2 separate regions of the Homo sapiens genome follow, and region 1 is linked to region 2. The links are chromatin contacts, found by POLR2A ChIA-PET in ENCODE. All regions are on one chromosome and are shown on one strand. Each heading gives the region's core, a stretch centred on a gene start or an enhancer-like site at or near the end of the contact. The rest is flanking DNA. Distances are from core to core; before and after follow the strand shown. Region 1 holds the start of FCF1 (FCF1 rRNA-processing protein). Region 2 overlaps LTBP2 (latent transforming growth factor beta binding protein 2).

Region 1 (4,823 bases), core at 43-2,542, 140 kb after region 2:
AAAGTTCGTGTTAAACAATAAACGTGTTTTCATCATAAGGGTTATACAATGGTCACCTTCTTTTTTAAACCTGATAACATATTTTACTTCCAACTCTAGGATAGCATCATGCAATAAGAAAAGTATGACAGAGGTACCCATTCCGTTCCCAGCTTGATCAGTAGCTGGAGAATGGAAGACAAAGTGCAAAAAAAAAAAAAAAAAAAAAAAAAAAAAGAAAAAAAAAGAAAGAAAGAAAGAAAGAAAAAGAAAAAAAGAAATACAAGTACAGACTTTGGAATCACGAGACTCAAACAGACCCCTGAACAAAGTCTGGGGCTCAATTTCCCCATATGTAAAATAAAAGAATTTATGTTATTGAGAAGGTCAAAGAAGGTAATATGAATAAAGTGACAAGTACAGTATACAGGATGGGGGTTTTCATTTAAAGTTTACAGACACCCAGAGGGTCCACGGATGGGCTTCAGAGTCCACCAATCTCATTAAGTGTATTACAAACTGTATGTGTGCCCATTTTTTAAAGAATTGTTCCTGGCTTTCCACAAACTTTCAAGAAATAAGTTATCTCCAAAAAGTTAAGAACCACTGGAATACATAGCAGGTACTCAAAGAAAAAAGCTACCTTTCGCTCCTTGTTCTCACAAATTCTCCCTTTTTACTTAAAGATGACACACCAAGGCTTCACAATAAATGTGCATTGTATCTCACCATTTTCTTGGCTTGGGTAAGTAGTAACATATGCAAGCTTATGCCCCAATTCTCTAGCGATAGTCTAGGCCCTCAAACACTGCTTCATTTCTCTCTTCACCGAGAGGAGTACACGGTATATACTCGAGAACAATCATCCACCTAGCTGCACAAAGCACCATATCGGCTAGGAAAACCAAATAGGAACCACAGCCTCAGGGCTGGACCATAGACACCGGATACCCCAACGCTACAGGGTGAGGAGAATGTGTTCCCCCAAACTACTGGGCAAACCAGGAGTCTGAACCCCCCTACCCTTTTCCTCCCTCTCTCTCTGGAACTCTGGTAAAGGCAGGTCTTCTGGGCTCTGCCTAAGGCTGGAGAGAAACGTTACCCGAGCCGGGGGTTGCAGCGCGACGAAGTTCCACCTCCGCTGTCCTGGGAAGGGGCGGCAGCACTCAGCAGAAGACGGGCTCCCCACTCTCCCACCAACAGACCCCAGAGTTGGTCTCCACCCGGCCTGGGAACCGGCTCGGGGGATTGCCCTTTCCCCAAGGAGTTTCCGCTTCCGGGCTATCCTTTGCCGGAAGCAGTATGTGAATGACGTAGAAGTATTGCGCCGTTGGTGATTACGGAAGAACCAGGAGTTTGGCGTGACCATGGTGAGAGAAGACGGTCCAAGAAGGGACGTTATCAGGCCACTTTTTGGGTGGAGAAGGAGGTAGTCAGACCGTGGCCAAATTTCCTTCACATTATCCTAGCATATTTTCATTCTGGTCTTAGCTCTTAAACTTCTCCAAGCGGTGACTGTTATGCTTTACAGAGTGGGGAAGAGGGTCTGGGTTATTTGAGGCAAGAAGGGAAGGCAATAGACAAGAGAAAAGAAGAGACTTTAAAAGATGCCGTGTGTTTCCAACTTTTTTAATTCTAAAATTTCTGTTTCAAGGGGAAGCAAAAGAAAACAAGGAAGTATGCGACCATGAAGCGAATGCTTAGTCTCAGAGATCAGAGGCTGTGAGTGTCTGGAATCAACTGCCCAGGGATATTCTAATAAGAGTCTAGAGAGGATAAGTAGTAAAAATGTTTGTTGTTATTATTTTGTTTTTTGCTTATTATCGTGTCTTAGATTTATATAGCATGAGATAGCCAGTGTTTAACAGTAATTTAGCTGCTGAGCGATCACACTGGGAAAGGCGATGGGAATTAAACATTTCTTAAGTGTTCACTTTTTCTACCGTTATATGCTTTGTCTGCCATATCGCATTTAAACCTCATGTCAGTTCGGTGAAGTCCGTATAGTTCTCTTTATGTTTTTACCATTACACTACTACATTCCCCTGGGGTGGGGCGAGGGGAGTGTTTCTTGTTGAAAGATGGCAAGGTTAGAGACCTTGTTTGTCTGGCGTTTCCAGTGCCTGGTACTCAAATATTTTTGTCAGAGAAAATGGGAAAACTCCAAGATATCTCCATTTTATAAGTCTTACTAATATAAGAATCCAAATCACTGTGGAAGAAGAAAGTGAAGTGAAATTCCCTAGTATGAAGAGGATCAAAGCGGTGTCCCTGCTTAAGTGTAGAATAAGCATAGCTATTAAATAAAGACTGATCTTCACTGAGTTTAAGAGTCTCAGAAAGCCGGGCGCAGTGGCTCACGCCTGTAATCCCAGCACTTTGGGAGGCTGAGGCGGGTGGATCACCTGAGGTGAGGAGTTCAAAACCAGCCTGGCCAACACGGTGAAACCCTGTCTCCACTAAAAATACAAAAAAGAGTCTCAGAATAAGAGAATAGTCGTTAAAACCTTCAGAATTATTATTCTCAGCCTTTAGTGTGGATGTATTGTGTAATTTTTAGGAATGACACTCCATTAATAATAATTTCTTTCTAGTTAAGGGTTAAGTTCTGTATATGCGTTTTTACATTTTAGCCCTTTATAAGAAGCATATGGGGTAATACTTTTCCCCCAAAAGTTAAAGCATCTGAATCTTCAGAAGATAACTGTCACCCTTTTACCCATTGCTTGGAAGTGGATTGTGATCCTTGATGTGAGAGATTCTGACTAAAAAATAAATATAGTATAATCAGCTTTTATTTACTCATTAACAATTCTTATGCATTATTGGCATTACTGGTTAATTCTGATACTTCCAGGTACTGTGCTTTGCACTAGAGTTATTTGCTCAGAAAGAGTATGCTGATATTAACATGAGGATATCACAAAGTAGGATTTCTTCAGTAGACCAAAAAAAAAAAAAAATGGAACTTTAGATTTTTGAGATTTTAATTGCTGTGGTTTTTCTTCTCCCTTGGATTTAATTTACCTTTTTCTTCCTAGTAAAGAAAAGGATAGATTAAAACCTAAAAAGAAAGAAAAGAAGGATCCCAGCGCATTAAAGGAAAGAGAAGTGTGAGTAATCAAACGTTTGAAGTTTTCCTTTAAAACCATAGACCTCTTAGAAATCCAGGCTTTCCCTGAGCTGGTTTGCTAACTTATTTGTTAGTAAGTCTAGCACAACTATGTAGATGAAAGTCATATCGATGAGCATATATCAATTCTAGTGGTTTGAAGGTTTTGGGATTTTATGGAGCAGTAAAATTTCCCCTAAAATCCTGGAGATATTATCTAGGATTATTAACTTTTTCTTTGCCAGGGATCTTTTAAGAGACATAAGTGCCATTGTTTAACACACCAGCAGTTCATAAAAGAGAGACTGTATCACCAAAAAATATTTAAAATATATTTTCAGAATAAAGATATTTATATAAAGATATGACCTTTATATAAAGATATAAAGGTATTTCATTCCTTTTAAGTAAGTACATTTAACTTTATGAAAACTTTACCACATTTTCCTTATTTTTCTAATTTTTCCCTGGATTGGTAATGGACATATTATCACAGGTAGATACTGATCCATGGCCTAGCATTTGGAATCACTGTCATATTCAACCCAGACAACTTGGGCTAGATGTGATACAGGTCCTGCTGTAGTATATAATCCTAACACTAGACAAACTGTTCTCTATCACATTCCATAACAGCAGTTTTAGAATCCTTTAAGAATGACAAACGTGTTGTTGTATCATTCTAATCACGATAACTGTATTCTACCTCCCTGTGCCCATGGTGATTCTACTTTTGCTAGAGGAAGAGCTAGATTGGATAATTGCTTTTTTTGTTTGTTTGTTTTTGATAATTGCTTTTTTAAAGTTGGTGACAAAGGTTGCCAGGGGAGCTGAGATTAAGATAATGATATTACTTTCTTCCTTGCCTTCCTTTTTAGGATTTATTTCCAATGAACATGGACAAAAGAGTTTACAGCAAACAGTCCCAAGCAGACTTCTTTTTTGTTTTTGTTAATACTAGGGTATCAATGTAAATTTTTCTTTGTTCTTGTTTTCTTTTTCCTTCAGTCCCCAACACCCTTCCTGCTTATTTTTCCAATATAATACACAGCTGGGCCCACCTTACCACATCCTCGTTGATACCAACTTTATCAACTTTTCCATAAAAGCCAAACTGGACTTAGTGCAGTCAATGATGGACTGTCTGTATGCCAAGTGTGAGTATCATACTTTTATGTTTCCGTGACATTTGTTCAGAATAATTATATTTATACAAATACATGAAAGGAGGGAGATGGGGTTCTTGTTAACTGAATTGCTGGCCATTTAATTTACAGTGGTCACCATAGCAGTGACCATGTTTAATGAATTGAAGTATAATGCAAACTTGACTGGAAAAAATTAAACTTTCACAATTCAGAAAACACTTAGAATGCTTCGAGTATCATTATGGACATCAATTTTGAACATAGGGGAATTTTCTGTTTTAGAATTCTAGATTTTAAAATTCTAGATAAATGAAAAATCTATTTTTCAGTATCTATATTCTTTTATGTTAACAAGGATATGTTCTCCCTTTTGCCCCAGTGTTGAAACACTAAATAAGACATTCTGCCATTTATGATCACAGCCCTAGAAGTTAGATAGATGATGGTCAATTCCTAAGTTTATTCAGTTTGGTATTTATTCGTAGTACAGAGGATCTGAGGTAGTTTATTTACACCTAGGTATGCAATTTACCATTAATAGATTTCCCTTGTGTATTTGTATATCCCCTCCTTTAAATGATCTT
Region 2 (5,179 bases), core at 2,573-5,072:
CCCAGGGTTCATCTCCTGCCTGGCACCCTTGTGCAGGACACAGCAGGTACACTATATACAGCAGCCCCGGGCCAGCCCCCTGCATGCGAGCATTTCATAACAATCCAAGAGCAGAGATGGAGGAGAGGGGCAGAAGCCAGGAGTCTTATGGCCAGGTAAGCTGTCCAGCCAGCATGTTCCAGCGCGGCCGTGGGGCTGGATCACTGGGGAATGCTTTCCAGAGGGTGGGAGACATGAGCCGGAGGAAGGGGTGGGGAGTGCAGAGAGAGCCACAAGCATAAACGGACATATTCAGGAATGTGCTGGCATGGTGTTCAGGGATAATCAGACCTGTCTGATTAAAGAGAAATAGGAGGAGTCAAGGATGAGAATAATAATAGCCAACAGTTACATAGTGCTAATCATATGCCAGGCACTGTGCTAAGCACTTTACATATATTAATTCAGTTAACCACCATTAAAATTAGGAAGTAGGTATTATTATTATCCCTTTTCCAGATGAGGCATAAAGAAGCTAGGTAACTTACTTAAGGTCACATAGTCAATGACTAGGAATCAAATACAGGCATTCTGCAGATATTCTAGTTCCAGAGCCTATACCACGAATCTTTGCACCATCTTGAGAACTATACTTCGGGACCTAGTACAGAAGGCCAACAGTCTGGGCCTCATCCTATGAACCTCATGCTTGAAAAGGAAGCCTTGAAAAAAGTGTTTTCACCAGAAAGTAACAAGGTTAAAAATAGTCATGGAAAACTCCCCTTGGAGGCCCCCTACCTACCCCTATTACCCACACTGCCCAGGGATGCTCCCCTCCTTGTCTCCTAGAGCACTTGCAAAAGCTTCCCAAGGGCTGGGTGTGCTGTAGCTGCTTGAGCATGTCAAACCGCTGGATGTGAGCTCTTAGAGGCGAGGCATGGGTCCAAGTCATCTAGTGCCTGGAATGAAGATAGAGATGGAGGGAAGGAGGGAAGAAGGGAAGCAGGGAGGGAGGGAGGGAGGGAGGGAGGGAAAGAAGGGTGGCCAAGTCTGAACAAAATCCTTGTCAGTTGCCCGACTCAGAGAACATCCCTCTTTTTAGCATCCTTTCTTCCAACTGGCCTGAATGAATGGAAGAATGATTAATAGGAAGTATGAGATTCACACAGGAGAAGGTTATTTATTCCTGGCTTACCACTTGGAATGTGTTATGGGGTCTAATTGCAGGAGACCCCCTCTTAGCACAGGTTCTTTGGGTGGGCAGACACTGGGAATGTTGAACTGAAGGACTAAAGTTGTGTACAGACGTGCTGCTGGAGCTCAGATCAAGGCCTGGGTTTCCCCTGGCTATTAGAACAGGGCATCTGCTCATGCCAAAAGGGGGTTACTCCTCCCAGGTCCAATGACAGAAGCCAGCTGTGCTGAGGGGCAGAGATCAGACTATAATGAGATTTGTCCACTGGTATCTCTTCCTCTGGGTATCTGCTGGGGCGTCAGAGTCCTTCCCACACAACCTGTCTTGATGAAATAATTGCTATACTTACTAAACACAGGCTGAGCACCAGGCACCAAACACACATGACCTTATAAAGGTCCCCTAACAAGAACCTAAGACATAGGTGTCTCTGCCCCACTATGACCTATGAGAAATTTGCGGCATGAAGGAGGAAGGTAGCTGGCCCAAGCTCACGTATCTCATGAACGGCAAAACCCACAGTCCTAAAGCTCAGGACTGCCAGGCTCTAAAGCTCATCTCACCCCTCCCATCACTGCAGCCAAACTCCCTCCACAAGCTGCCATGGTGATGCTGCATTAACTACAAGGAAGTGTATGAAAACCAGAAGTGGCTGGAGAGCTGCAGCCATGAAAAGGGAATGAAAATGCAAGGCAGGGCCTAGGGACCTGGCAAGTGCTACAGGAGATTGGAGGAGGGGCTGGAGGAAGGGGAGGAGAGACACCTAGGCTGAGGGGATTGAGCTAGGACTCTTTCCCAAAGCCACAGCAAACCTGGTATACAAACATCTCACCACCACTAACTTGGCCATGAGATGCTCACCTCCTGAACCCTTGAGTTCCCAGCTCATGGCCTTCAGGACCCTTCCACCCTCCATGATGCGCCCCCACACATGCCCATGCACAAGCTTAGCAGGTCTGGCTTATTGAACAGCAAACACAGGCCTGACTCCAGATGTGTTTACCCCACTCGTGGGCCTGCCCCGACAAGCACACTGTAGACTAAGGCAGCTAGGGACCTGGGTCAAAGATACACTTTCAGGAACTGGCCAAAGTCCCAGCCTGCCCTTTCCGCTCTCACAGGGGCTGGAAATTTACCCCGGGGCCATAAACAAAAGGAGATTTCTATGGGAACTAGGGCCCCAACCTGGAAAGCTTCCATTCAGCAATCTAGCAGCCCAAATCTGTCAACCTATGATGTGCCAGGCCTCTGCTAAGGCATTTTATTTTTTTATTTACTTGATTAGTACAGCAACCCTATGATACAGGAACTAGTGTCCCCATTTTACAGAAGAGAAAACTGAAGCACAGGGAGCCTGCTAACTTGCCCGGGGTCATCCCCAGCAGGGAAGTGCTGGGCCAGGGTCTTCAGGCTGAGCTCTGTCTGCCTCTGGGGGATGAGATTCCCTTCCCCACCCTGCTGCTCACCCTTGGCTGTGACCAGAAACCTCCCAGGTCTGGAAACACCTTCAAGTGCTCTGGGCAAATTCTCAAAGTTTCTGATGACCGCTGCTGCATTTCTGAAAGGCTCAGATAACCCCCGAGGCAGGGGACAAGTAAGAGTGGGTACGGTGAGACTTTGAACAAATGTACAGAACCATGAACCAAATAAACCACTTTTCTTTATATTAAAAAAAAAAAAAAGAGTGGGCACGGTGGCTCATGCCTGTAATCCCAGCCCTTTGGAAGGCTGAGGTGGGCGGATCACTTGAGGTCAGGAGTTCGATACCAGCCTGGCCAACATAGTGAAACCCCGTCTCTACTAAAAATACAAAAATTAGCTGAGCATGGTGGTGGGCACCTGTAATTCCCCAGTTACTTAGGAGGCTGAGGCAGGAGAATTGCTTGAACCTGGGAGACAGAGGTTGCAGTGAGCCGAGGTCATGCCACTGCACTCCAGCCTGGATAACAGAGCGAGACTCCATCCTCCTCCCCACCAAAAAAGACTGGGTGTCATTTATAGAGGACCAAAAATGTGCCAGATGCACTTACGTGGATTAGTCAATCCTTCTGACAATTCCATAAGGTAGCAATGATCATCCCCAGCCTACAGATGAGAACACTGAAGCTCACAAGGTTAAATCACTCACTGTAGGCTGCATAGCTAAGTGGTGGAGCTGAGATTCAAACTCAGGTTTATTTAAGACATAAATTATTTCACAATTCTGCCCTCACACGCTACTGCATTTTGTGGAGCCTCTGACCTTGTCCCAAGAACATCAAAAAAGAAAGAAATGTGGAATTAATTTTTCTCCCCTGGAAGGGCGTGGCCTGGCTGGGGTCTTGAGAGGATACCGCCAGACCCCTGCAGATGCAGACTCCCTCAAGTGGCCTCTGCTGCGGGCACTCGCGGGTGGACATGTTACATCGTGGGCAGGGCTGAGGCTCCAGGAGGAAAATGCAGCGTAGGCGACATCTGGAAGCAGAAATGTGGTAGCTCCAGAAGTTTTCATCTGTAATCTTTGTTTTGCAAGGAACAGGGATTTTTTTTCTTTTCAAAAAGTACTCCACTTCCTTTTAGACCTTTCACAAATATTTTTGTAGGAGAAATAAGGAGAAAAAAAAAAACCCACAGAATGCTTGTCGCAGCTACTCACTTCCACCATGAATCACAGACACAAAACCACAGCTATGTGGCTAGCAAAGCAACTATGTGTTTTCACATTTCATTATTGGGAATCATTTAGCAATCTTCCCGGTGTCATCTGCAGACAGATAGACACAGACAGACGAATACACCCCTCTGGGTCCCAAGCAGCCTCATACAACACAGTCATCAGATGACTTTGCAGTTAATCCATTTTCCCCTTCTAATCCTTTTCTGGGAAATTATCCTGCCAGGTTTAAATCTTCCCCTTTAGCCCTTCTGCAGAGGTGGGGTGTGTGTGTGTGTGTGTGTGTCTGTGTGTGTGTGTGTGAGAGAGAGAGAGAGAGAGTGTGTGTGTGTGCATGCGCCATGACAGGGGGAGGAGGAGGAGTGCCGAGACACTGATTCAGTTAATTTCACAAGTGGAAACAAGTGTATGTTTCAGAATGCCTCCCTTTTTTTTTTTTTTAAACTGTGATCATACTTTGCTAAAGTTATTTTCACCTGGGAAGCTCACAGTGCCTTTTCTGACCGTGGCAAATTAATTAACTGATGGCAGATTTAAAGATGGAGTAACTGGAAAAACTACCGGACCCATAAATCAGAAACCTCCTTTATGTCCTGGACAAGAGGTGAAACCTGATACATATTTGAAAAACTTGAGCTCAAAAGGAGAATTCACGGAGCCTGAAAAAATCTCCATTATGACTTTTGAGACATGTTCTCTCCACAGCTTCCACCCACGCCCCGCCACACACACACGCATACACACACATACCCCCGCAGAGGGAGACCCTCACTGAGTGAGCAGCCAGTTCTGTAAAAAGCAGCCGGATGGGGCGAACCTTCCCTGGGCCATCTGAAAAAGAGCTTTGCCAGTCTTTCCTCTCTTTTCTTGCTTCATTGCTCCCAGCCTCTTCCTTTCAAACAAAAATCCTACAGGATTTAAGTTGGCTAGATGCTATGAACATAGCTACAAGCTTGAAATGTTTATTGTCACTAGTTATTTTAAGTCCGGTGCTGGAAACTGTATACATTAACATTTTAATGAGGCCGAATGCTGCTCCAGGCTCTCACCGACTTCTGTAGTTTTCTGAAAAGACGCTGGATACCTTGCCTAACCCAGTACTCTGCAGTTTCCAAGCCAAGCTGGATGTTTCCGCACTTGCCTACGCTCACATGCCCTGGAGGCTGGTTCGCACAATGACTATAATCACAAGTTCTGAAGTCGAGGAGAGCTAGGCTGGAATCGCCCTTACCCTCAGTGTCCTCATTGCAAAGTGGGAGTCATGGGAATACCCTCCTCACAGGGTCATGGCAAGGACTGGCAAATGTGCTGAAGATCTTCCACTTGCCCCTGGATCCCTCTCCATCCCACTC

The links. ChIA-PET counts read pairs that join two places held with the same protein, here RNA polymerase II (POLR2A).
Region 1: POLR2A ChIA-PET joins it to region 2 with 12 read pairs in MCF 10A. The contact joins the promoter of FCF1 here to the enhancer-like site in region 2. POLR2A ChIA-PET finds 5 or more read pairs at or near these places in 3 of 52 experiments (BJ, MCF 10A and PC-9).

Annotation. Positions count from the first base shown.
Region 1 is chr14:74,711,852-74,716,674 of GRCh38, forward strand. It overlaps FCF1 (FCF1 rRNA-processing protein), which reads left to right and starts at 1,293. Exons shown (of 8, transcript NM_015962.5): 1 at 1,293-1,349; 2 at 1,634-1,701; 3 at 3,021-3,092; 4 at 4,100-4,248. The coding sequence starts at 1,347. It overlaps AREL1 (apoptosis resistant E3 ubiquitin protein ligase 1), which reads right to left and starts at 1,229. Exons shown (of 20, transcript NM_001039479.2): 1 at 1,082-1,229. RefSeq lists an enhancer at 1,127-1,406.
Region 2 is chr14:74,568,194-74,573,372 of GRCh38, forward strand. All of the region lies in intron 3 of LTBP2 (latent transforming growth factor beta binding protein 2), which reads right to left. Among named protein-coding and RNA genes, the nearest start is that of LTBP2, 41 kb to the right of the region's middle. Within about 2 kb of position 3,823, at least 20 of the 41 ENCODE cell types and tissues checked have a DNase peak (open chromatin) inside an H3K27ac peak, as active enhancers do; they include PC-9, where a contact is called at or near this core.